Linked DNA regions of Mus musculus: region 2 is linked to region 1. A link is a loop called in an ENCODE intact Hi-C map of the cell type or tissue named here. Cell type or tissue: left cerebral cortex. All regions are shown on one strand. Links, peaks and the distances in the headings refer to the core of each region. The heading gives the core; the rest is flanking DNA. Region 1 holds the start of Grid1 (glutamate receptor, ionotropic, delta 1). Region 2 has its middle 120 kb from the start of 4930474N05Rik.

Region 1 (12,005 bases), core at 4,006-12,005:
TGGGCAGCAGAGAGAAGGGCTGAGCTCTGGGCATTCTCTGTCTAGGGTTGGCTGGGCCATGCCTGATGAGGGTGTTGGGGCCTGACTTTGTCTCTGAAGTAGACAGACAGGCTAGGGTTCAGGTCCCAGCCACTTAGTCCTGTTAACCACATAGTGATGGGACAGCGGTCCCCAAGGTTTAAAAGGGCAGGGATGCAGATGCAAGACTGGTAGAATAGAGTGGAGAAGCTGTGCTAGCCATCATGGCTGGGAAGCTGGGGAGTCAGCAAGTAACGGGGATAGGGCAGGGCCAGACCTTGTGCTTAGGTGTGGCCTCAAAAGTCTGAGTGGCAGCAGGAGACCCGTATTCATTGTTGGGCTTAGGTGTCCCAGGAGCATGGACCTGTCCTGAAGATTCCCCATGCTTGTAGATTGCAGAGCCTCCGATTGGAAGGATGCAAACACTGCTCCTCCAGAGGCTGGCATGACAGCTCAGAAGGGTGTGTCTGGGTGTGCCCACACCTTACTTCCCTTTGACTGTCCCTTTCAACTCAAGACATCATTGTGCAAACTTCACTTTTCTTCTTCTTTCAGAAAGCCTGAAGGAAGGGGTGGATCTTCCAGGGACCCAAGGGATTAGGAGGTTCCAGAGCATTTTTGTGGGAGCCTCAGATGGCTCTAGTTGTGGTTTGACCCCGCCGTCTTCCTGCCCAAAGCACCCTTCTGGATCCAGCACTCTAGCCTGCTTTTTCTCCCCCCATAGGTAGCTTCTTGGGGTGGTTGATTCTAATCACACTGCGTCTTGTTCTGTATAAGGGAATAGATGAAGGAAGGCCTTTTCCTTACAAAGATGAGGTGCTCCTGTTGGGGTGTGATCACACAAGACATGATCTTTTTTTTTTCTCCTCATTGGCATGTGGCTCCTGGGCTGCCAGCCATGGTGATGCCTGCATTATCGACAGTGCCCTCAGCTGTGCGGGTCCTGCCCTGATGCCGACTCAGCATCCTGCTCTTGGGAGGAGGCTATCCCCAGCTGCACTTTCTCCAGCCACACTGTCCTCCATAAAACTGAAGACTAAATCAATGAAGCTTCGAATCATGGGATAAGTGAGACTAGAGATTGCTGGCCTGGGAAATTTGAAAGTAAAAACTCAAGAGAATGACCAAGAGGGAAAGCAAACTAAAACAAAAACAAAACAAAACAAAACAAAACAAAACAAAACACAGTCATATAAAGGATGATCAAATAAATATAAGTACTAAAAACGAGATGAGAGAGGTTGGCAAAAGAGACAAAGCAGAGCTGGGTCATTATCATTCAACAGATGTGTCAGATGGCTGCTGAGGGAATGGAGGAAACAAGCAATAAGGGAGTGTGTTAAAGGAGGAAGAGGAGGAAGAGGAGGAGGGGGAGGAGAAGGAGGAGGGAGAGGTGGAGGAAGAGGAGGAGGGGGAAGAAGAGGAAGAGGAGATGAGGAAGAAGAGGGAAAGGAGGAGGAAGAAAAAGGAGGAGGAGGAAGAAGAGGAAGAGGAGGAAGAAGAAGAGAAAGAGGAGGAGAAAGAAGAAGAGGAAGAGGAGAAGGAAGAAGAAGAGGAAGAGGAGGAGAACGAAGAGGAAAAGGAGGAGGAAGGAGGAAGAGTAGCAGCAGCAGCAGCAATAACAGTAGTAGTCATCTCGGGCATACCCCAGCAGCCTGCACACGCCTACAATTCCATTTTGGGGGCTGAAACAGGAGGATCTCAAATTCGTGGGTGGTCTAAGATGCACGGTAAGACCTTGCCTCAGCAAACAAAATAAAGCAAGGCAAAGCAGCAATGGGAAGCTGGGTAGGGAGGCAGTGGCTCTCCTCAGGTCCTACCAGTGAGTAGGTTCCTTGGAGCCTGTGGGTAGTGAGCGCTCTTTCCTAGATGCCGGCTGAGCCCTCTACAGCTAGGCTTGGGTCTGCCTAGCCTCTTCCATGTGCACACAAGGGAGCTAAGCTTCCATAGCCAAAGCTGTAGACTTCCTTGTGGTCTGTCTGCCAGCTGCACCCTTCCTGCAATTGCAGCTGGACCGCCAGCTGTGCTTTGCAGGAGGAAGATGCTGGTCTCAGGTACCCTGGACAGCTCCCTAGGCGGTGTACATCCTTAGGATGCATCTGTTCTGGGGCTGGTCAGGTGGTGGCTCTACTTGGGTAGGAGACTCCCCAGACCTGCCAGGATCACAGGTCACAAGGAGGGCCAGGATTCCAGGTGTCCTTTTCTTGACCCAGTTATTGTCTGGAATGAGAATGGTGATGGAGACTGGTGAGATTTGTGTTTCTAGAGTGCCAGTCACAACGGTTGTGTCTTCCAAGTGGGCCCCTGTGGCCTCTCTCTTTGTCTGGACATTTGACCTGCATTGTTGGTTGCAAACTGCTGGCTCCCAGCAGTACTTTAGTGGAAAGGCCTGATGACTACAACCTTCTTCAGTGTCCATGTGTGTAAAAGCCTACCCCCTGGGAAGGAAAGGGAGGGCTGAGCATAGGTTTTCATGCTAAATAAATGTCCTTAAAATCATCTTAACCGAAGAGATCTTTCAAAAAGGCAATCCTGGTGTTGGCTGAAGTACAACTAAAGGATTGGACAGATTGACTCACTCTTGGTTTCCATAAATACACCTTTGTGTAGTGAGGGATAACCCAAGAAGACTGAGTTCTGATTCTCCCAACAACTCCTCCCATGTTGTGGGCAAATCCTATCTTTCTGTGTGCGTTAGTCTTTCCCTCTGAGCAATGGGTATACATCTCGAGGCCTAGACACTGATAGCTTGCCTTCGATATCTAGGTTATTACAGAATGGTGAACTTGTGCTGTGTTTCCTGAGTTTAACAAACCTGATTTTGCCAGGCATAGTGGCGCATGCCTTTAACCCTAGCACCCAGGAGGCAGAGGTAGGCAGATCTCTGTGTGAAGTTAGCCTGGTCTACAAAGCATACTCCAGGACAGCCAAAGCTACATGAATTGGAGACTCTAAGTGGCCACATCACACTTACCATCATTTCACTATGGAGTCAGTCTGCACAAAAACCAAATGTTGTTCTGTCTCAAAAGCAAAACAACAGTAAAAAAATTCAAAAGTAAAATAAATAGGAGAGAGAGAGAGAGAGAGAGAGAGAGAGAGAGAGAGAGAGAGAGAGAGAGAAAGAAAGAAAGAAAGGAAAGAAAATGACACCCGATTTTGAGGAAAGAGTTTTACAGTCTCAGAGATGGTCAGGACTTGTCAAGGCTGAACTCAGCTAGAAACAAAGGTTGGGTGAGCATGGCCCCCAGCCCTGCTCTCTGGGAGCTGCTGCCAATCCTAACATCATGCAGCAGAGATAAGACCACAATCCTCCTGCCTAGAGATGGGTCTGCTTTGGTCTCTTGTGGTCTCTGGACTTCTCTAGAAGTAAGAGTTGTGCAGAATTGCCCTAATGGCCAGGGATGGAGTGTGCAGGACCTTCTAGTTTGGGCTTCTAGTGTGGCGTGTTCTGTAGATCAGATTCACAGGCCCCAGCTTCTCTGGATTACCCGGGGATGGCAAATGACTCCGTAGCACCCCGGGGTTTGAAGACAAGGGGTGCTCAGCTCAGGAGGGGAGGTTTCTCCAGGCTACACATTTTCAGGGGCTCCAACTTGAGATGTGACCTGCAGGTCTCAAACTATAGTGACTCCATCATCCAGGATTGAACCGTGTGCCTGTGTTCACACTTCCTTACTGTCTTCCCACCATGGAGTCAGTCCCCACAGGAGGAGCTACATTGTTAAATCCTGAAGCTGATGAGACTTTAGTTCCCACTTCCCTACAACTTTTCAGCTAGGGAATGCTGCAACTTCGCAGGGCTGAAAAACTGGAGAGGCGGGGATTTTGGATCAGCTGGATAGGCACTTCCCCCCTCCTACCGCAGGGTCCTGTGGTGGTACCTTTCTTGAAAAGGTAAGTTGTGTAGGGCCGCACTTAGTCCTGCAGCCCAGCCTCCCTCCCACCCACGGGAGGGAGGCTTTTTCTCTCTTCCGCGCTCACCATGTCCCCTCATCATAGAACAGTGCTCTTTGATGTCGCATAGCCCCATTACCCCTCTGGTCAGCTGAGACACTGCCTAACAACAGCTTCCAGGACCCTTCTGGCCTCTCTGCACAGACTCCTCGCCAACCCTTTAAAAGCTGAATTTGCCAGTGACAACTCAGTGGCTGGCAGCTTCACACACACACAAATGCACGTTCCCCACACAGTTCTTTCTTCTCTTCCTGTTTTGGCTCACTAGCAGCACCAAATGCCTGCAAGCTTCTCCTCCCTAAGTAGCCTTTGGAAACTATCTTCTTCTTTCAGAATCCATAGCTGCCTTTCTCCCTTAGGCTGGGCCAGAGCCCAGGCCCAAAGCTCCTCAACTGTCCTCTCCACATTTTTTAATGACCTGTATGGCCGTCTACCTTTCCTACGGTGCTGGGAGCTCTAGGCAAAGCTGAGCCTATCTTGGTTCTTTGAACCCAGTGCTCATCCTGGCGCCCAGTTCTGCCAGACTCAGCTGGACCCGGTTTCCGAAGGAATCAGAATCCTGGAGGGCTCAACTGTTTCCCTGAAATCTTAGGTGTGTTAAGTGGAGCCTCGTCCAACTAGGACCTGGGTGAGAGAATTGAGACCGGATTGCGACCTCGCCCCCCCCCCCCCATCTCTCAGCAGCTTCACGGGGGTGGTCAGCCAGAGTCAGGGAACCCGGAGGCGGCGGGAGCCCCGCTCTGCTTCCGCGGCTGGGAGCGAGCTTTCCTCCCGGGCTCGCTCTAGAAGGCTTCGTACAGGTCGCTGTCTGAGAGCGCCGGCCGCTTGGAAGGCTCCTCACGTCCAGGCGCCGCGGTCACGGCTGCGCCGGTTTCCGGCCATGAATTGGGCTTCAGAGTCTGAGCCTCCTGCCCGACTCCGGGCTCAGTGCACCGCCCCGGGGGCGGGGGATGGACGCCCGCCGAAATCTACCCGGACAGCCAGGGTTCGAGCCCGCCGCCCGCCCGCTAAGCATCCCGATGCCTCCTGGCTCGGTGCCCCGGTCTGTAGTCTCTTTGCAGGCTGCATGAGTCGGGGGTCGGGTTCCGAGACCCCCTGATCCGTTCTGGTCAGGGACAGGACTGCAAAATCTCGGCTGAAGTCCCCCAGCGCCAGCGAGTTCCGAGTTCCCCCTCCCCGAGGGTAGTCGATGGCTGTGCCTACTCCGTTTCTCCAGCGAACCCAGAGGCCGGGCCCACACGGCCAAGCCTAGGCTCGCCGCAGACAGACCAAGTCCCCACCGTGGTGCCGTCCTCGTAGCATCCCCCGGCCGGGAGCGCGGAGCACCGGGCGCCCCCTCCGAGCGGGCGAGCGGCGCGCGGCTAGGCTAAGGCTCCGCAGTCACGTGGTGGAGAGGAGGGCGGAGGGGAGGGAGGCGGGCGGGAGGGGAGGGGGAGCGCCGCCGAGGGGGAGGGGGAGGGGAGGGGGCGTCCTCCGCAGTTCGCTCCTCGCCTGGGCTCAGACACATAGCCAGCCCGGAGCCGCCGCGCGGGCCGGGCCGCCGCCGCCTCTGCCTCTGCCGCCCCCAGAGCCGCTCGAGCCGCTGGAAGCGCCGCCGCCACAGCCGCGGGCCGCCCCCGCCGCGCCGGCCTGGGCTCGGGCTGCGAGCGCCGCCGCAACCGCAACCAGAGCCGGCGCGGGAGCCCGAGAGCGCTGGGCTGGGCTGGGCTGGGTTGGGGCGGGCGCAGGGCGCAGGGGCGGGAGCGCGGGGGAAGACGCACGGGCGGGCTCGGCTCTCCCGGGGAGCGGCCCGGGACTGCACCGGGACCGGCGCCTCCCCGCTCCGCGCTGCCCTCGGCCTCGCCCCGGGCCCGGGCGGATGAGCCGCGCGCCGGGGGGACATGGAAGCGTTGACGCTGTGGCTTCTTCCCTGGATATGCCAGTGCGTTACGGTGCGGGCCGACTCCATCATCCACATCGGTGAGCTGGGAGAGCAGACGGACCGAGGCTGGGCGGGGGCCACCTAATAGAGCCGATGATGCGCGGAGTCCAAACTTAGCGGCTCCCCGGGCCGAGGGGCTCGGCAGTCGGTGTTCCCCCGAAGGCCCGCGCCGCCCCGCGGAGGAGCTGTGCTCTGGCCGCTCGGCGCTCCTGCGGGCACCTCGCTACTCCCCGGGGCTCCTGTCAGTGCGCGGGGCCCCGCGGCCTCTGCCGACACTTAGGGCCGCGGCTGCGGGGAACCTGGGATAGACCCTTGTCGAGATGCGTGCCCCTGGCGGGGCTGTCCGCGGGCTGGACCCCTCGTCACAGCTTGAACATTGGGGCCAGGGTCGGATAGGGCTCGGGGCTAGCTAAGTTGGCAGGGCAAGATCAAAGAGGCCAAAGCGGAACCATGTGTGTCTGTGGATGGGTGCTGTCAGCGTGCCAGTGTGTATGCACCTGGCACGGGGTTGGTGTCACTGTGAGAGGGCGTTGGGGTGTGTGGGGCCATCTGAGCTTCTCAGTGCGACTGTCGCGTTCTGTCAGCCTGTTAGAGTGGACACAGTGCTTGCCCGTTTCTCGGTGTGTGTCTGTGTAGCTCTCGGTGTGTGTGTGTGTGTGTGTGTGTGTGTATCTGGTTGTGGCAACTGCAGCCCAATCCTGGACAGTCCTAGAGTTTCTGCCTGATATAAGTCTTGGGGCCAGCGTACAGTGTGGATGGTAGGGGTGAACGGAAGGAGCATGGATAGTGGGGTGGGGGGCGCTGGATGGAGAGGAAGAAGAGGAAAAGCAGAGGAAGGGGAGACCGGAGGAGGGGTAGTGATCAGGAGTTTGGAGCAGAATGGCTGGGATCTCGAGAAGTTGGGCCCGGTTGGGGGACTAACAGCGGTCGCTTATGGGGGAGCCCCTCTGCAGTCGCCTTTCCGGAAGTTGGGAAAGACCAGCTAACACGGATAAACTGGGGGTTGGGAGGTGTGAGGAAACGTGGCTGATGTTACCCGCGGAGCAGAAGGTGGAGGGGATGACAGGGACAGAGTCTCTACTCCAAGGGCTGCGGCCTCCCCTCTGGTGCCGGTGCCGGGCCAAGATCCAAACGTGCTTCCCGCCCAGGAGCCAGAGTGGGTCTCGCGGTCAGCATTGCGGCTCCAGTATAGTGAGGAATTCGGGAGCCGAGTCCTTTTCCTACCCAGCTCTCGGCTCCAGGGCAATTAGAAGGCCAAGCAATAGGACCTTGGCAATGACCCTCGGCGCCTGGTAAAGGGGCTGTGGGGGGTCAGTGAGGACCCCAGAGCAGCAGTCCAACTGATCTCCGCTATAGGGGCAGGGTCAGGGAAGCTGTGTGCCTAGTGAAAGCGTCAGGTCTGCCAGAGCTCCGGATGAGCTGTTCCTGCTTCTAGAAGGGCCATTCAAGAGTGGTTTCTTCTGGGACTCTCCAGTCTTGCTAGATCAGAATGTCTAGGGGTTTAGGATATAGCCCCACCCCTTTCATACATACAGGAAGAGGAAGTGAGAAACGAAGAGCAGAGGCACCAGGCCTGGTAGCATCTTGACCATACAAGATTCTGGTTATCAATGCCTTCTGCTTAAAGAAAAAAAAGTCTTTGGTGCAGGAGAGCCGGCCGGCCGTGGACCACCTTTTCACTTCTGCATTTGCCAGGGAATGCAAAGGAAAAAAAAAAAGTCATCACTCCATTCTGGAATTGGGATAGGGGAACCTTATCATTTTGGAGAATTTACTCTGGTTCCTGGGATGGGATTTATGGGACCACATCAGGTGCATCTGAGCAGGAGGCTACCTCAGTCTCTTACTGTATGGGTCATGGCTGGGACATGAGGTGCTTTGCTTAAGAAGCACATGTGACCTGATGGTAGCATGTGGGCTATGAATGTGTAACTTATGTCAACCGTGCACGTGTATGATGTGGCGAGGGGAACACACCCCGTTTGGGTTATGATGGGAGATGTTTAAACTACCCAATCAACAATCAGCACAGAGTCTTGAGGCTAGTGCCTCATGCCTGAAATCTCTCTACTTGTGAAGGCTGAGGCATAAAGAATCACCATGAATTGAAAGCATCTAGGGGCACAGAAGGAGAACCTGTCTCAACAAAGCATTATAAACCAAACCAAACCAAAGTCTAGCTCAGTCCTCCCACCACGTGGTACCCAGTGGTCTGACCCTAGGGCTAAATGAACATGGGAAGGGTTCCTCTCCAGGCTTGGTCTTGACCCCTCTTCTTCCTCAGGTGCCATCTTCGAGGAGAACGCAGCCAAGGACGACAGGGTGTTCCAGTTGGCTGTATCAGACCTGAGCCTCAATGATGACATCCTGCAGAGTGAGAAGATCACCTACTCCATCAAGGTCATCGAGGCCAATAATCCGTTCCAGGCGGTGCAAGAAGGTGAGTGGTCACTGAGCCCATGCATGAGTCACTAGGCTGCAGGCAGTGAGGCCGTGCAGCAATGGGTCCAGGCAGGGTTGCTACCCAATCCGTTGTACAGAGCCTCTTGGGCACTTACTTGGCTGCTATGTCAGGCATGGTGGCGTGTCCTCCCAGGCCTAGCAAGGTAGGCGGTTCGGTGCGGTCTGGGCAAGCAGAGAGCCTCTACGCACCTCAAACGGCTCTCCTGGCAGGACTGTGTGGCTTCTTTCCGGCCAGGTGGATGCGCGTGTGCGCTCTGCGCCGCTACCGAGCAGGCGTGTGGCTCAGGGAGGTCTTTGTTTCTCGCGTGTTTGTGGGTGGGTGTGTCTTCGTGTCGGGTTCCCGTTGTCGTGTGCACTTCCCCAGAAGCCTCTTGTGTCCTGCAGCCCACGGGAGCTCGTAGCTCAGAGCTCTTCCTGTTTGTCCTGTCTGTAGCCCAGCCTGTCGAGCGCTCAGTTGCACACTCTGTGGGTCCTAGAAGCTTCTGCCCCTCGGGTCCTCAGCTTCTCTGCCTCTCTCCACTGTGTTTGGAGCAGTCCGTCTTTGCTTGTGCTTGCTCGGTGGACCTAGGAGACGTTGCCGCCTGGACCGGAGGTGGGCGCTGTTCGCTCAGGAAAAGAGCCTAGCTGGACTAGGTCTGATGGCAGAAAAATACTAGCTGCCCAGGGCAACAGCCCCCCCCCGCCCCCCGCAGCTAGCTCGCTTAGGATTCGCGGAGGCAGGGGCAACAGGTGGGCAGCCAGTGAGGCCACCAGTCTTTGCTGGCACCCTCTGGCACCTGCACTCGCGTAGTGCACTTACATGTGTGCAGGCAAAACACATCTATACATTAAGTAATGGGAGCTACTACTGCTTTTAGCATCCGCAGATGTCCGTTGTCTGATGTCTTCTGATACATTAGTGACAGCAGCTCCCTCTGTCTTTCCTTCCCGTGCATTCCCTCCACGCCTACTCGGCTGGAGGCTCTTGAAGTGTCCCCTCTCTCTTGTTGTTGATTTCTGGTCAAGGCCCTGGCAGGAACCTGCTCAACTATATTCTCTTTCCCGCTCTCCTTTGTCTTGTTTACAACAAACAAGGCTCCGTTGTGGTGCTAGTGCTTCCGAGTGCCTCCGATACAGGGGTACAGTAGAAAGCATAGCATGTAGGGACTTCTTCCCAGAACTGGCGGGGCTACAGGGCAGGGAGCTCAGCTGTCAGTTTCTCCCTGGGCTTGCTGGGCCTAGGGTCTGCCTGTTGCTTTGGGTTATATACTGTCTACCAGTCTGCCGGTAACCTTCAAGATGGGTGAGCCATGGATGGATGGATGGATGTAGTCTACAGTGCTGGGATCTTCACACAGCATGGGGGGAGGACTTTGAGGGCCTTCTGGTTTTAACTACAGCAAAAGATGAGAAGGGGGCAGCTCTTGGGGAGGGGCTGCTGGCTGTAAGGCTCAAAGGGTGGAGGATGTTTTAAACGCCCAAATCTTCAGTCTCAAGAGCTGAATGGAGGTGGTGGTGGGTAGGGAGAGACTGGTGTTGTTTTATTCTGAGATCTGTGGGGCCGGTGAGGTGGCTCAATTAATAACACTTCCCACTCTTGAAGAGGACCCTGGTTTGATTACTACCACCCATATGGTATCTCACCACTGCCTGTGACTTCAGGTCTAAAGTACACCCTCTTCTGGCCTCTGCTGGTACCTGCGCAAATGTGATGCACTTATGTGTTCAGGCAAAATACTCAATACATACATAAAAGACTGTGAAGTGCTGCTTCTGGCTCTGGCAGAGGTCTGTTGTCTTATGTCCTCTGAAGTAGAGTCATGGGGGAGTGCCTGTCCTTCTTATGTGGCCCCATCCCACAATCTGTCTCCAGATGCCCTCTGACCGCAGACATTTTTGTGGGTGTGTTCTCATCATGACTCCTTGGGACCTCTGTCTGTGGCCTCTATCAGATTAGCACACCTCGACAATGGTTGCAGGTTCTGGTGACTTTCTTCATGGTGTAGGGCATAGCTATCTCTACCAGAAGGACCCCGGGGACTGAAGGTGACAATCTTACACAGTTTTTTTTTTTTATTTGTTTGTTTTTTCAAGACAGTGTTTTTCTGTGTAGCCCTGGATGTCCTGGAACTCACTCTGTAGACCAGGGTGGCCTCGAACTCAGAAATCCACCTGCCTCTGCCTCCCCAGTGCTGGGATTAAAGGCGTGAGCCACCACACCCAGCCCTTACACAGGGTTTTAACCGGAGGCAGGGTGCATACATGGATGAACTGTGCAGCTGGGTCCCTGGAGAGGTCATCTCTGTTGATGAAACAGCTGTCACACAGCTTCAGCAGATTTGTGCCTTGGTGGCGGGAAAAGTCCTAGTATTGTAGATGTGCCTTTTTTTTTTTTTTAATGAAAAAAAAAAAAAAAACCAACTTTAAGAGACGCCTCATGGGGCTGGAGAAGTTAAGAGCACTGGCTCCTCTTCCCAGAGATCCTGAATTCAAATCCCAGCAACCACATGGTGGCTCACAACCATCTGTAGTGGGATCCACTGCCCTCTTCTGGTGTGTTTGAAGATGGGGTACTCATATACATAAAACAAATAAATCTTTAAGAAAGAAAACAATGCACTGTTGTGCGCTTAGTGTGCTCACATAGCAAGTGGCTACTCTGGGCATCCAGACAAAGCTTCCTTAAAAGAAGAAACAAGAAACAAGAAAAAGGAGACTGTCTAGGTCTGTACTTCAGTTGCAAAATAGAACTTTGGGGGGGGGGGTGTGTTTTTGAGGCAGGGATTTGCTCAGTAGCGCAGGCTCTTCTTTTACTTCATCCTCCTGAGTGCTAGCATTAGAGGCTAGCCTTCCTCCAGCACCACACTTGGTTCTCATACCTGGTCTTTTACTTGCCAACCGGTGGAACAATCTAAACAACAGACAACACAGAGCTATGTGCCATTTGACCTTCAAGCCCCAAGTGCAATTTTTTCTAGGCAAGCAAGGCTCTAGTCAGGGCCTTTTACTGGTTTAGACATTGTTTGTTTGTTTGTTTGTTTTTTAAATGGTCACTAGTTTCTTTTTTTGTGTAACTGGAAAAATGTCTCAGTCTCCAAGAATGGTAAGAGGACACTCTCAGAAGGGTCTGGGAGTGTTTCTGCACATCTGGAATGAGCGGGTTAGATACTGAGGATTGGGTCGGCGGTTTCTAGGTAAAGAACCCCAGCCAGGGCCTGCTGCTAATTTGGTGTGTAGTGGTTAAAGCTGGCATGCACTTTCAACCGTGGGAATGGCACAGGCTGAAATCCACCTTGTTATCCATTCCCTGACTCTGCATAGCTCCTGGTGCCTAGAAGGGAAGGGAGGAGCTATCCCTGGAGGCCCTGGGAGAAGCCGAGCATTGCTTAGCAGCCTCCTCCCCCTGGCCTTGTGCCTGTGGAGCAAGTATTCAGCTCACTGGGTCTCCTTTCTTGGCTGTGTTCTATGGGGTACTTGTCTGCCCAGTAGCTGGCTCTAGCTGGATGACTATCCCAGCTTTTTCTCCTGAGCACGGACACTTATTGCAGAAGACAGTATTTGGGGGATGGGGAGTAAGGGCATGCTGGGAGTCAGTCTTCACCTTAGAGAAGAGAAGTGCTCAGTGTGTCCCCAGCAAGGGATTGCGGTGATATTTTGTTGTAATTTG
Region 2 (12,005 bases), core at 1,408-9,407, 1.4 Mb after region 1:
TTTAAAGGAAACTTCTTGGTCTTCTCTCTTGTTTTTGTTTTTTGTTTTTTTGTTTGTTTGTTTTTGTTGTTGTTGTTGTTGTTTTTGTTTTGAGACAGGGTTTCTCTGTATAGCCCTGGCTGTCCTGGAACTCACTTTATAGACCAGGCTGACCTCAGAAATCCACCTGCCTCTGCCTCCTGAGTGCTCTCTTAGCTTTTAAGATTTATTCACAATACACCCATTTGTTGAGACGTACAAATATATGACTGGCTAAGATTCATGTACAAAAGGCGACATATGGATTTTGTCATTCTTAGTTTGGGTCACTTCACTTAACATTATACTTTCCAGATATATACAATTATTTTTAAAAAACCAACTTTTCTATATAGCTGAATAAAACTCCATTTTATTTGAGTAACACAATTTTATTATTCATTTGTCTATTGATGGACAGCCAGGCTGGTTCTCTTTTCTTCTTACCTTGAATAGAGTAGCAATAAACATAAATAGACGAGTGCCTCTGTGATAGGATATGTGCCTAGGAGTGGTTTAGCTGGGTCATGTGCTATTTCAGTTTTTAATTTTTTTGTGAAACCTCCACACTGATTTTCAAAATAGCCATACAAATTTGCACTCCCCACAAAAGTGAATAAGGTTTTTCTTTGCAAATATCTTCACTATCATTTGTTAAGAATTCTTGAGGATAGCCATCCTTTTACAGTATCACAAAGTTGCTGTTAATTCATATTTCTCAGGTGATTATGTCTTATTTTTCTTCCCTTTCCCTCTTTCTGTATAGCCCTATAAGTCCAACCTAAGGTCCAGAACCAACTTATCTAATGTTCTTCTATCACCCATCCTGATATTCTCTGCCCACTTTGAAAATGAGAAAACTGTGGAGGAAACAATTCCTGACCCTCAGTTTCAAAGTTAATCAATAGCTAAAGTGATGACTGAACTGGAAAATCTCATTTGAGGCTGGGGATAGACAGAAATAATTGCTTTAAAATAAAGGGAAAAATTAAAACATGTAGGCAAGGAACAAAGAAGGAAAGGTAAACATCAAAAAAAATTAGGAGTTACAAAGTCCAAGTTCGGAGCTGAGACAGTAGAAAGGACCATCCACAAACTGCCCCACCTGGGCATCCATCCCACATACAACCACCAAACTCAGACACTATTGCATATGCCAGCAAGATTTTGCTGACAGGACCCTGACATAGCTCTCTCTTGGGAGGCTATGCCAGTGCCTGGCAAATACAGAAGTGGATGCTCACAGTCATCTATTGGATGGAACACAGGGCCCCTAAAGAAGGATCTAGAGAAAGTAGCTAAGGAGCTAAAGGGGTCCACAACCCTATAGGAGGAACAACAATATGAACTAACCAGTACCCCACAGAACTGTGTCTCTAGTTGCATATGTAGCAGAGGATGGCCTATTCGGCCATCAATGGGAGGAAAGACCCTGGGTCTTGCGAAGATCATATGACCCAGTACAGGGGAATTCCAGAGCCAGGAAGCAGGAGTGGTGGGCTGTGGAGCCGGGCAGTGGTGGGGGGTATAGGGGACTTTGGGGATAACATTTGAAATGTAAATGAAGAAAATTTCTAATAAAAATGTATTAAAAAAAAGAAAGAAAATTAGAAGTTACATATACCGAGAAAGATAAGGGGCAGGATCAGACAGTTGGCTCAGGAACTAAGAGCTCCTACTGCTTCTCCTGGAAACCTGGGTTTGGTATCAAGTCTCCATGCCTGGTTGCCCACAATCACCTATAACTCCAACCCAACTCTGGAGAGTCTGTTGCTCACTTCTGGCCTCTGCTTGTTCTACACTAATATAAACACATTTACTCAGATCCCTGTCCCATGCACACACATGCTTACACCACACACACACACACACACATACACACACACACACACACACACACCCCACACGTACACACATAAACACACACACACCACACACACACATAAACACATACACACACACAGCACATCACACACATAGACACACACACACACACACACCACACACACACAGTCACACAGACACACACACAGCACACCACACACACACACACACACACACACACACACACACACACACACTCTTACAAATCAATAAAACCTTAAATCAAGAACTGCTATGTTGTCTGTACTAGCTGTTGTTAAGGTTATTTGAAACCACCCAACCTGCTAGTGCCTTCTGTATAACCTCCCAGTAAACTTCATGTATCTAGCTCTATTTCCCTGAAAATACATGACTTTTGGTGAATCTCTATGTCAATGTGGCTGCTGAAATAGGTACAGAAGTGAAATATTTCCTCTGTCTTGGGGTTATTGTAGTAAACAAACCCATACCCAGATTTGTGGTAATGACTATCTTCAGCAAATTAGCAGAATACAGGGTGGTTTTTTATTTGGTTTGTTTGTTTGTTTGTTTGTTTGTCTTTTTGTTTTGTTTTGTTTTGTTTCTGTGAAGTCAATCATGGTTGATGCTCACTGTCTCACCTACCCATTCAGACAAGAGGACTCCGACTTCCTGTCTTGCTGCCTCTCACTGACTACATTCACTTGGGAAAGTTGCTTGAGTTTTATTGTCATGTTCACATCATTCCAACATTTATTTTTCACATTTAAAAACTAAACCCACTCTAACTACTCCACTTTGTTCCTCTGAAAATTATTGTTCATTAGAATTATTTTTTCCTGCCTTTGTCCTGCTTTATTTTGGAGAGGGATTGGCTTGTTCATAGAGATGCTTGTAATTCATAGTTTCCCAGTTTGTCTTTCCCAACTCTCTCCTTCCTCTGTACATGTCTCCCACCTTCCCAAGAATTTCTATACTATAATATTTTATCTTTTCTTTTGATTTCTGGAAATGTTTTCAATCATTCTCCCCAGTATTAATGTAATTTTTCTGCATTATTGTGATTTTTTTCTTTTTGTAACCCAATACAATTTTAAATCTGATGTTATTTTAAGGGGTTGTAAACAGTCTTTAAATTTTCCTGTTATTGCTATTTTAGCTCATATTCTTATTGTTTTTAATCTCATCTCTTCTTCCCTTCCATATTATTTTTTCATTTCATGTTTCCTCTTTATCTCAGAGAACACAAATCAGATATTTTTAAAACTTAATGTATTTTCTCAGCAACTGTCAAAGATGTGTTTTCCCTCTGAGTTGCCCACATCTGTTGTGCTGAAGTTTTTCCATAGACTACAGTTAACATGTAGTAAGATAGTGAAAGATTTGGCAGGAGTCCAGAGTGCCGTCCCTACAGGTTTTGTCTGGAGGGTTTTTTTTTTTCTGCTGCATGTTTTCAGAGATGAAATTGCTGGGGACACCTCTATTTCTACTTTGTCCCCAGCTGTCACTAGCTGTCCCCCAGACCTCAGGCTTGGATATTGTCTCAAGTAGGCAGTAATTTCAGTTTTCTCTCCTCATGGAAGCCTAAGAAAATGTCATGTTTCCAAAAGACTCTTCAGCACTACCTCAGAAAGTAAATGGATTTGAACCTACTCTCCTTACACAAACAACGTGTCATTTCTACAGGTATCTGTGCATTTGTCTGTTTTGCTGAGTGCACTTTCACCTTCAATGACTACCTTCCCCCCTAAGATATGGATGGGCACAGCCCTGATTGGTCTGTGTTTTCTCACAGGTCACACTACCAGACTGACATGCAATGATGTCCTCTTGGAATCTGTAGAAGAAAGAAATTATAGCTAATAGAGAAACTACGATAACCAGTTACCAACTGAATTTCCCATTATGTTTTGTTTTGTTTTGAAATAGGAAAGATTTGAAAAGTAGTCAGTAGTCATTTACATAGTATATTTTAGATCTGGATTCAGCATTTTTTTTCAGCATTTCAAAAACACTTAAATAAAACAGGCACACACACATATATGTGCATATACAAAATAAATGAATGGTAATACTTAAAAGACTGAACCTAACATGGGAAGACTAGAATCCTAACAATATTCCTTTTCATTTTTTCTAAAATTTAGTGATTGTGTATAATGAAGGCCATGTCTAAGGAGGTATAGAGCCATGAATAGGTGAAACAGCCAGGATTGGAAAGGAACACAAACATAGAAAATCATTTTTGCTTCCTGTAGAACTTGTTTCATCTGGTGCTCTATGATATCCAGCAGTGTTCACCAAACTGGAATGCATACGAAACGCTCGACCGTTAGACACAGATTCTTGCTCTTCAGATCTTGGCTCACATGGAGGTTGATGTTGTTTCTGTGCTCCCAGAAGATACTGATGGTTTGGGCTGTCTGTGAGGACGGTGTTTTGTAAAAAAATCTAGTGTGAATAGTTAAGTTGTTTTAGTCTTAAACCCTGTGATTCTTTTCCTATATTTGTTTCCTCAGTGGCTGTCATCTTTCCTTTTAAGCTGAAGATCACAGAATGTCTGCACCAAACACACAGGATCAGCAGATGTATTAAAAAAAGATGTATAACCACAGTGGCCTTTCCCTCTTCTCCCTGAAGCCCTACCAACAAATAACAGCTTTGTGGCTGTGAGCTAACATTCATTTAGTACGATGGAACTAGGTTAGATTTATTTGGGGGATTTAAAATTTATCAGTGATTTTTTATGAGAATCTTTAAGACATAGAATTATTAAGCAAGTAGAAGGGTTTTTAGCCTTCTATTGTCAAAGTATCGTGTACTGGATGAGCTCCCATCCTAGAGCTAGGGGAAGGGGTTAGATCGGAATGGTTCAGATCCAGATGCTGTAGAGACAGGACACTGTACGTAGAGATTCCTGACAGTAAATGCTGGTGTCTGAGCTCAAAGAACCTCAGCAGTCTCAGAAAAGTGTGTCTGTCCTGTGCGGGTATCTCAGAGAGATATAAAATAAAGTTGACTAAACAAATGTTGGAGAAATTGTAAACTGAATTTAACTGCTGTTCCAGGAAGAAACTGCCTCAAGGAGAATGAAGACTTGCTGGGTGATGCTCACAGGAAGAGGAAGCAGAGGCAAAAAAATACAGGCATGCAGGCAGGAAAGCCTGTCTCTGCTCTAGCCTCGTGCGTCCCTCTAGTGGCCCTGCTTGAAATTGCCAGTAGGGAGCAGCTTTTTACTTTTTATTTATTTATTTATTTTTCTGGTAGAGGTTTTTTAAAATTAGGTATTTATTTCATTTACATTTCCAATGCTATCCCAAAAGTCACCCACACGCTCCCCCACCCACTCCCCCAACCTCCTACTCCCACTTCTTGGCCCAGGCATTCCCCTGTACTGAGGCATAAAAAGTTTGCACGACCAATGGGCCTCTCTTTCTACTGATGGCATACTAGGCCATCTTCTGATACATATGCAGCTAGAGACACGAGCTCTGGGGCGTACTAGTTAGTTCATATTGTTGTTCCACCTATAGGGTTGCATATCCCTTTAGCTCCTTGGGTACTTTCTCTAGCTTCTCCATTGGGGGCCCTGTGATCCATCCAATAGCTGACTGTGAGCATCCACTTCTGTGTTTGCTAGGCCCCAGCATAGTCTCACAAGAGACAGCTATATCTGGGTCCTTTCAGCAAAATCTTGCTAGTGTGTGCAATGGTGTCAGCATTTGGAGGCTGATTATGGGATGGATCCCTGGATATGGCAGTCTCTAGATGGTCCATCCTTTCATCTCAGCTCCAAACTTTGTCTCTGTAACTCCTTCCATGGGTGTTTTGTTCCCAATTCTAAGAAGGGGCAAAGTGCCCACACTTTGGTCTTCATTCTTCTTGAGCTTCATGTGTTTTGCAAATTGTATCTTATATCTTGGGTATTCTAAGTTTCTGTGCTAATATCCACTTATCAGTGAGTACATATTGTGTGAGAATACTGAATGGCAGAGAAGCACCTGAAAAAATGTTCAACATCCTTAATCATCAGGGAAATGCAAATCAAAACAACCCTGAGATTCCACCTCACACCAGTCAGAATGGCTAAGATAAAAAATTCAGGTGACAGCAGATGCTGGCAAGGATGTGGATAAAGAGGAACACTCCTCCATTGTTGGTGGGATTACAAGCTTGTACAACCACTCTGGAAATCAGTCTGGCGGTTCCTCAGAAAATTGGAAATAGTACTACCAGAGAATCCTGCAATACCTCTCCTGGGCATATATCCAGAAGATGTCCCAACCGGTAAGAAGGACACATGCTCCACTATGTTCATAGCAGCCTTATTTATAATAGCCAAAAGCTGGAAAGAACCCAGATGCCCCTCAACAGAGGAATGGATACAGAAAATGTGGCACATTTACACAATGGAGTACTACTCAGCTATTAAAAAGAATGAATTTATGAAATTCCTAGGCAAATGGATAGACCTAGAGGGTATCATCCTGAGTGAGGTAACCCAATCACAAAGGAGCAGTTATTACTGATGTGTCTGTTTTTAGAAATCTGATCTTAACATTCCAAAGCTGCATGGAAAAAATGGGTTTGAAGATGATAGACAAAGGACAGCTTTATTAGAAGTTTATAAATAAAATTTGGTTCATTTGGGATAAATAAATACAAAAAAATTAAAGTATTCATCCTCTAACATCAAGTTATACTATGTTTTCTGACAAATGAAGAAAATAGTCTTGTGCTGCTTTTTAGAAATAAGTAGTTCCCTTATATGAGATGAAGAATGATGGAAGGAGATAGGAGAAAGTCTAGTGATTTTATATTCCACCGGACATTAAGAGCAGAGTTCTTCGGGAAAACAGATAAGATCAATAACTGGAGATGATAAACCAGACATAAAAATGTTAGCTGTTAAAATCCAGGAGAAGAGAATAGAATGGTAGAAATCTCAATGAAATTAAAAGGGAAGCTATGTTTGGAATTTTTACATAAGACTCTGTTATCCCAAATCCTTAAGAAGACAGGGGAAATCCTTGTGAGTTTAGGAAGGGACAGGACTAGTCTCATAATCCCGCCCTCTGTCTCTTCTTGTGTAGTTAGAGGGAACTCAAGCTTTGTAGAGCTTCCAGAACGGCTGTCATAAATTATTGAGATTTTAGATCTATACCTCCCTTCTGAAGAGCTTGAAGGGGAGAGGGGAGAGAGAGAGAGAGTGGGAGGGGATGAGGGAGGGAGGGAGAGAGAGAGGGAGGAGATTCTACAGCAGGGCATATCCCATGATTGGACTATTGACCTAAATGCAAGGATATTGAAGGCTAGGAAGCTACATAGTAAGCATAAATTAGTATAAATTAGTAATGAAGGCAGTAGGAAAGGATGGCATGGAAGTAGGTCACATATTTCACTACCGATAATATTGAGCTACTGTCATCAGTTTAGTGCCACAGAAAAGGTGGTGGCCTTCAGCATAGAGCTATTGTGAATCCAGGATGTGGAATAGCAGGCCCCGGGTGGAGCACATTCCTTTACTGACTCTCCAAGACTCCAGGAAATTCATCACTAAGGAGTTTGATCTATAATTTGACTACATATTTATTAGTGTAGCAAAAAGTGGACCTGCCTTGGAAGAATTAGTTAGATTTAGATTATGAAATTTGTTATATCTTTTTAATCCTTTTGAGTTGGGGAAGGATGGAGAGAGAGAGAGAGAGAGAGAGAGAGAGAGAGAGAGAGAGAGAGAGAGAGAGAGAGAGATCAAAATGAAGAAGTCATAGATGATTAAGAATGATGTCTCTAAAAACCAAAAAAAAAAAAAGATAGAATATTGAGGTAATGAGAACCCTTTTTCCTACTTTGCTTCATAGCTAAACATATTTTACACAGCTTTGAAACTTTTGTAACAAGGACAGATGTCTAACTCATCTGCCTCCATATCCTTAAGATAGCAATTGACATGTAACTTTTGTTCCCCCAGGAAATGACCCTAGACGAGTGCACAGCAAAACACCATTTTAGAAGACTGGATTATATTTCATAACAACTTAATAAATCTTACCCTTTGCCAATCATTTTTGCTCTATAAGGTGCAGGAACCGAATCTATCTATCTATCTATCTATCTATCTATCTATCTATCTATCTATCATCTATCCATCCAACTAAAATCATTACTAGCTCAAAAGAAGAGGACTTGCCATGATTACAGCTCTGGAAACTGAGGCTCACACCATTCAGTTCTTGCTACTAAAACCAATACTGAAATTCAGATTCATTTGCCTTCAGACTCACTCCCCTTTCTTGGCACAATAGAAATCCAAGTAAAATCAGAATAGATTAAACCATCTCAGACAGACCACCCACAACCTGTAACTTGTCAGCCAGCAAGTCCTGTCTTGAAGGCAGATGTGAGATCACAATAGACAGAGATGATAGCACATCCTGTAAAACTGTTTCCCACTTCATTCCAGATCAGCCTCACTATGGCTCCCTGCATCCTGCTTTAGCTACATAATTTTTCTTAAACAATTGTCAGGTATTATCTCTAGATCTAAATTAATTAAAGTTAGCCCAAGGGTAAAAAGAACAAGAAACATACTTTGTAAGAATCTATTAGATGCTATTACCCTTCAGTGATGCTCTTAATCATGGCAGAAGTTGCAGAGGGCACACGCTAACTCATTTTTTACTCTCTGTCTTCCTTGGAGTTTATGTTCGCACTGCCTTTGCTGCCTCACATTCTAACAGCTCCTTTATATGAATCTCACACATGTATACCATCTACTTCTCTCCATCCCACTTACAAGCCAAGCTGGTAGTCATTGCTTTTGATTTGTTGTCTTTTATAACATCCCAACCTCAGAGCCCTACTCCATTAACAGTTCAGAAGAAGTCCATGGAAAACAAACAAACCCCACATATACACCGGGCTCTTTGATGAATCATCCCATTTTGACTAGCTCTGTAATTTCACACTTCCACAAATGAGTTGCTTTTGAAAATTTTTTTTTGTCCTAGAGGATTTCAGTGTCACTTTCTTTTCTGCCTCTTCTACTGCTTACTAATGCTTCATTTCCAGACCTCTGTCACCATACCTGAAACTAAACCTATTAACATGTATCATTTTTTTCTAATAATTCTTTGCTGACCACATGAAATCTGTTACTAATCTCTCTATTAACACCTGCATGGCAAAGTCTTAAAGCAGAGTGAATGCAAATATTTTCCAAGTCCATTTTACTTTCCATTTCCTCAAGTCTAAGGGTCTTTCTTTTGCCCATTCTGGTTTTAGCAATCCACTGAGCCAAGCTACAGACCTCAAACCACACAACACATATATTACTCACTGCTACCCATTCTTCTATTGCTTCCAGGGTGGGCAATTTCATCATTACTGTCTCCATTACCTTCTTTGTAAAAGTCACTCTTCACCTGCATTGCCTCAACTCTTTACCAATACCTCTCTGCCTATAGTCTTTCTCCCTTTAATATTTTCCCCATTGCATTGAAAAGTTTCATTCTGTAGACATACTTTGATAGAAATCTTAGATTTGAGAACTTCATGGTCTCCTGCTATTTCTGTATCTTGTAAATGCACATGGGACACCTTCTTTTAAGAATATTGGCTTCAGGCCACCATTGCAAATTCACCTGCATGTTCAAATACTATTGTCTAAACATGCCATAATTCTCCTCATTGCACAAATTTGAAAGCCCATGTCTTTGCTCATATTGCTTTCGTTCTCTATTATTCAACTTGGTTAAGACCCACTGTAAATGTCAAAACCTTTCTGCTGCTCTCTGGGATTCTCAAACCAAATCGATTGCTCACTCTTTCCTTTATGCACGTGCAGAATGGCAGCACATTGTGCAAGCACAGATTACAGACACATATGCTTCAAAAGAATGTTTTTTTTTTTTTTTGGTCTCCTGTTATATCCAAGTATAAGTTATGCTCCATGTCAGATTCCTCTATTCTTAGATCACAATACTATCCCTTATTGCAAGCACAGCTTCAGTTAAGACATGAGTGTCAAGTTCTAAATAAAATTTATAGTTTACTAGAGCAATATTGGCTACTTTTATGGTAAGAAGAATACATATTTCTGTTCTCTTTGTCAATCATTCCAGAGATGAAGGGAAAAATGAACAGCAGGGAAATCTCTAGACTGGGAACTTGTTCACTCTGGCTTTGGCATTTCTTTCCCTGCAACAGTTGTCATAAAATTATATTCTTCTTTCCTCATCACAACCTTTATAGTAGGTCCAAGAAGTCCTCCAAACAATACAAACTTTTCCTATTGCTCTCAGCTATCTACCAGAACTTGCTGGTAAGACCATATTGGAGGAAATACTATACACCACTGTCACAGGACAGAGAGAGAGGTCATGCTGAGCTGAACTGAACTGAGCTGATCTGAGCTTCCTTCTTCTTACCTGGCTTTCATAGTGCTGGGTGATATTATAGTAGGCAACAATCTTACCTAGCTGTGAACTCTGGAAGCTACAATACTAATCTGCCAGGCAGTGTGTGCACTGTGATACAATAGTGGCATGGCTGTACTTAAAAGGTATCAATCCACTTTATGACTGGCTCTCTGAGGATTGCTCAATAGGAAAGAACACATGATGACTCTAGAAACCTACTATAGAGCCCACATCTAGGGATATCAGGGACCCTGTGGGAGAACCTACTGCCATTACATTGCTAAATAGTCAAGTTTTCAAACACACCTTTAAATTCTCACATTTGTATCTGCAGTGTTGGCAGCTTCCATCTTTGAAGCTTCTTACTGCATTGGAAAACAGTCATTGCAGAAATTCATTAACTGGCCAGAGTGCTGAGAATAAGGGATGATAGAGTAGAGGCTCAGAGAACATTATGGAAGAGGCCTTAAAAATGATGTAAGAGGTTGGAGTAGGCAGGCAATTGTGTAGCAAGAGAAAAGTTCTAGACATGAGTTAGTTGTTGCTCTCACTAGCTCACTGTAGCTATATGGACAGCACCTGTACAAGACTGGGCTCATCAATATTTTATCATAGATGTGTAAAGGGCTGTGAGGTCACACTCCTCCATATGAATCTAGTGGCATTCAGCAGTTATTGGATAAGGGGGTGTCATTTTTCCACTTGAATAAAAACTGGTAGTTCATTTATTTTGAACTCTTGCTTTGTGGTCCATTATGCTTTATTTTATAAAATGCATCCTTAATATTTTGATGTTTTAATGAGACTTGATTTACAACATTTGTCTATACACAAATCCACAGGTGCAGTGTAAACTAGTTGGTTAAGTATATAATTTACTTTTAACATAACACCAGCACTAAATCAGAAATTCAGCTTGCTTAGAATTATCAAGAAGTCCAGTGTCAACGAAGCACCTATGTCATGGAGCCTGTGATGGTTTAACAGGGTCCTCTGTTAAGACAATCTTAAAATTCTGTAGTTGTCATTCACTGGAGAGAAAATTCCTAACAAGTTCACCCACCGAAGATTCTTAGTCACTAATTCTGAATTGTCTTTAAGGTAAAGTTTGAAAACGCCCAATTTTCTGGAGATTGCTACAGAAAATTCATCTGGTAGAGAAGCTATTTCACTTTCTCTCCCTCACTCCTTTATCTGCCTCGCTTCCTTCCTCCCATCTCTTCCTCCTCTTCACCTCTTTCTCTCTTCTCTTTCCCATTAATTTCCCTTCTATTCCTCTCTTTCTCTATCTGTCCCTCCTCTCTTCTACCTCTCTTCAAGTCTCTCTTTATCCCACTGCACATTTGCAGTGCTATTCTTTTGCTGTTGTCAGAACAGTAACAAACATAATAACAAACTAAGCTTAAATAAAAATACAATTTTTAAAATGGGGCCGGTTTGGTTGGAAAATATCTGGAACCAGTGAGCATAGTGAACAACAAGGTATATAGATGAAAAAATAACGAAGTGAAATAGAAGCAAAATTATAGAACTCTTTTTATTCCTTTTATTATTGTTGGTCTTAACTCTCTCTCTCTCTCTCTCTCTCTCTCTCTCTCTCTCTCTCTCTCTCTCTCTCTCTCTCTGTGTGTGTGTGTGTGTGTGTGTGTGTGTGTACATTCCTGTGTAAGTATGGCCATGCACATGCCATGGCATGCTTGTGAAGACTAGAAAATACCCTCAGGC

The links. Peaks named below come from ENCODE experiments on the same cell type or tissue, not always from the same donor. Only the 100,000 strongest peaks of a DNase experiment are listed, where the experiment ranks them.
Region 2: a loop joins it to region 1, with 4 times the contacts of the local background. A loop is called at or near these places in 11 of 42 quality-filtered maps.

The regions. Positions count from the first base shown.
Region 1 is chr14:34,814,373-34,826,377 of GRCm38, forward strand. It overlaps Grid1 (glutamate receptor, ionotropic, delta 1), which reads left to right and starts at 5,764. Exons shown (of 16, transcript NM_008166.2): 1 at 5,764-5,934; 2 at 8,181-8,336. The coding sequence starts at 5,856. In left cerebral cortex, for the core only: CTCF peaks have their summits at 6,075, 8,945, 10,032 (motif pointing left) and 10,861 (motif pointing left); DNase peaks (open chromatin) are centred at 4,227, 4,918, 5,204, 5,356 and 12 more places; H3K4me3 peaks cover 4,298 bases; H3K27ac peaks cover 2,149 bases.
Region 2 is chr14:36,207,985-36,219,989 of GRCm38, forward strand. No RefSeq gene overlaps it. Among named protein-coding and RNA genes, the nearest start is that of 4930474N05Rik, 120 kb to the left of the region's middle. In left cerebral cortex, for the core only: a CTCF peak has its summit at 5,059; DNase peaks (open chromatin) are centred at 3,235 and 5,040.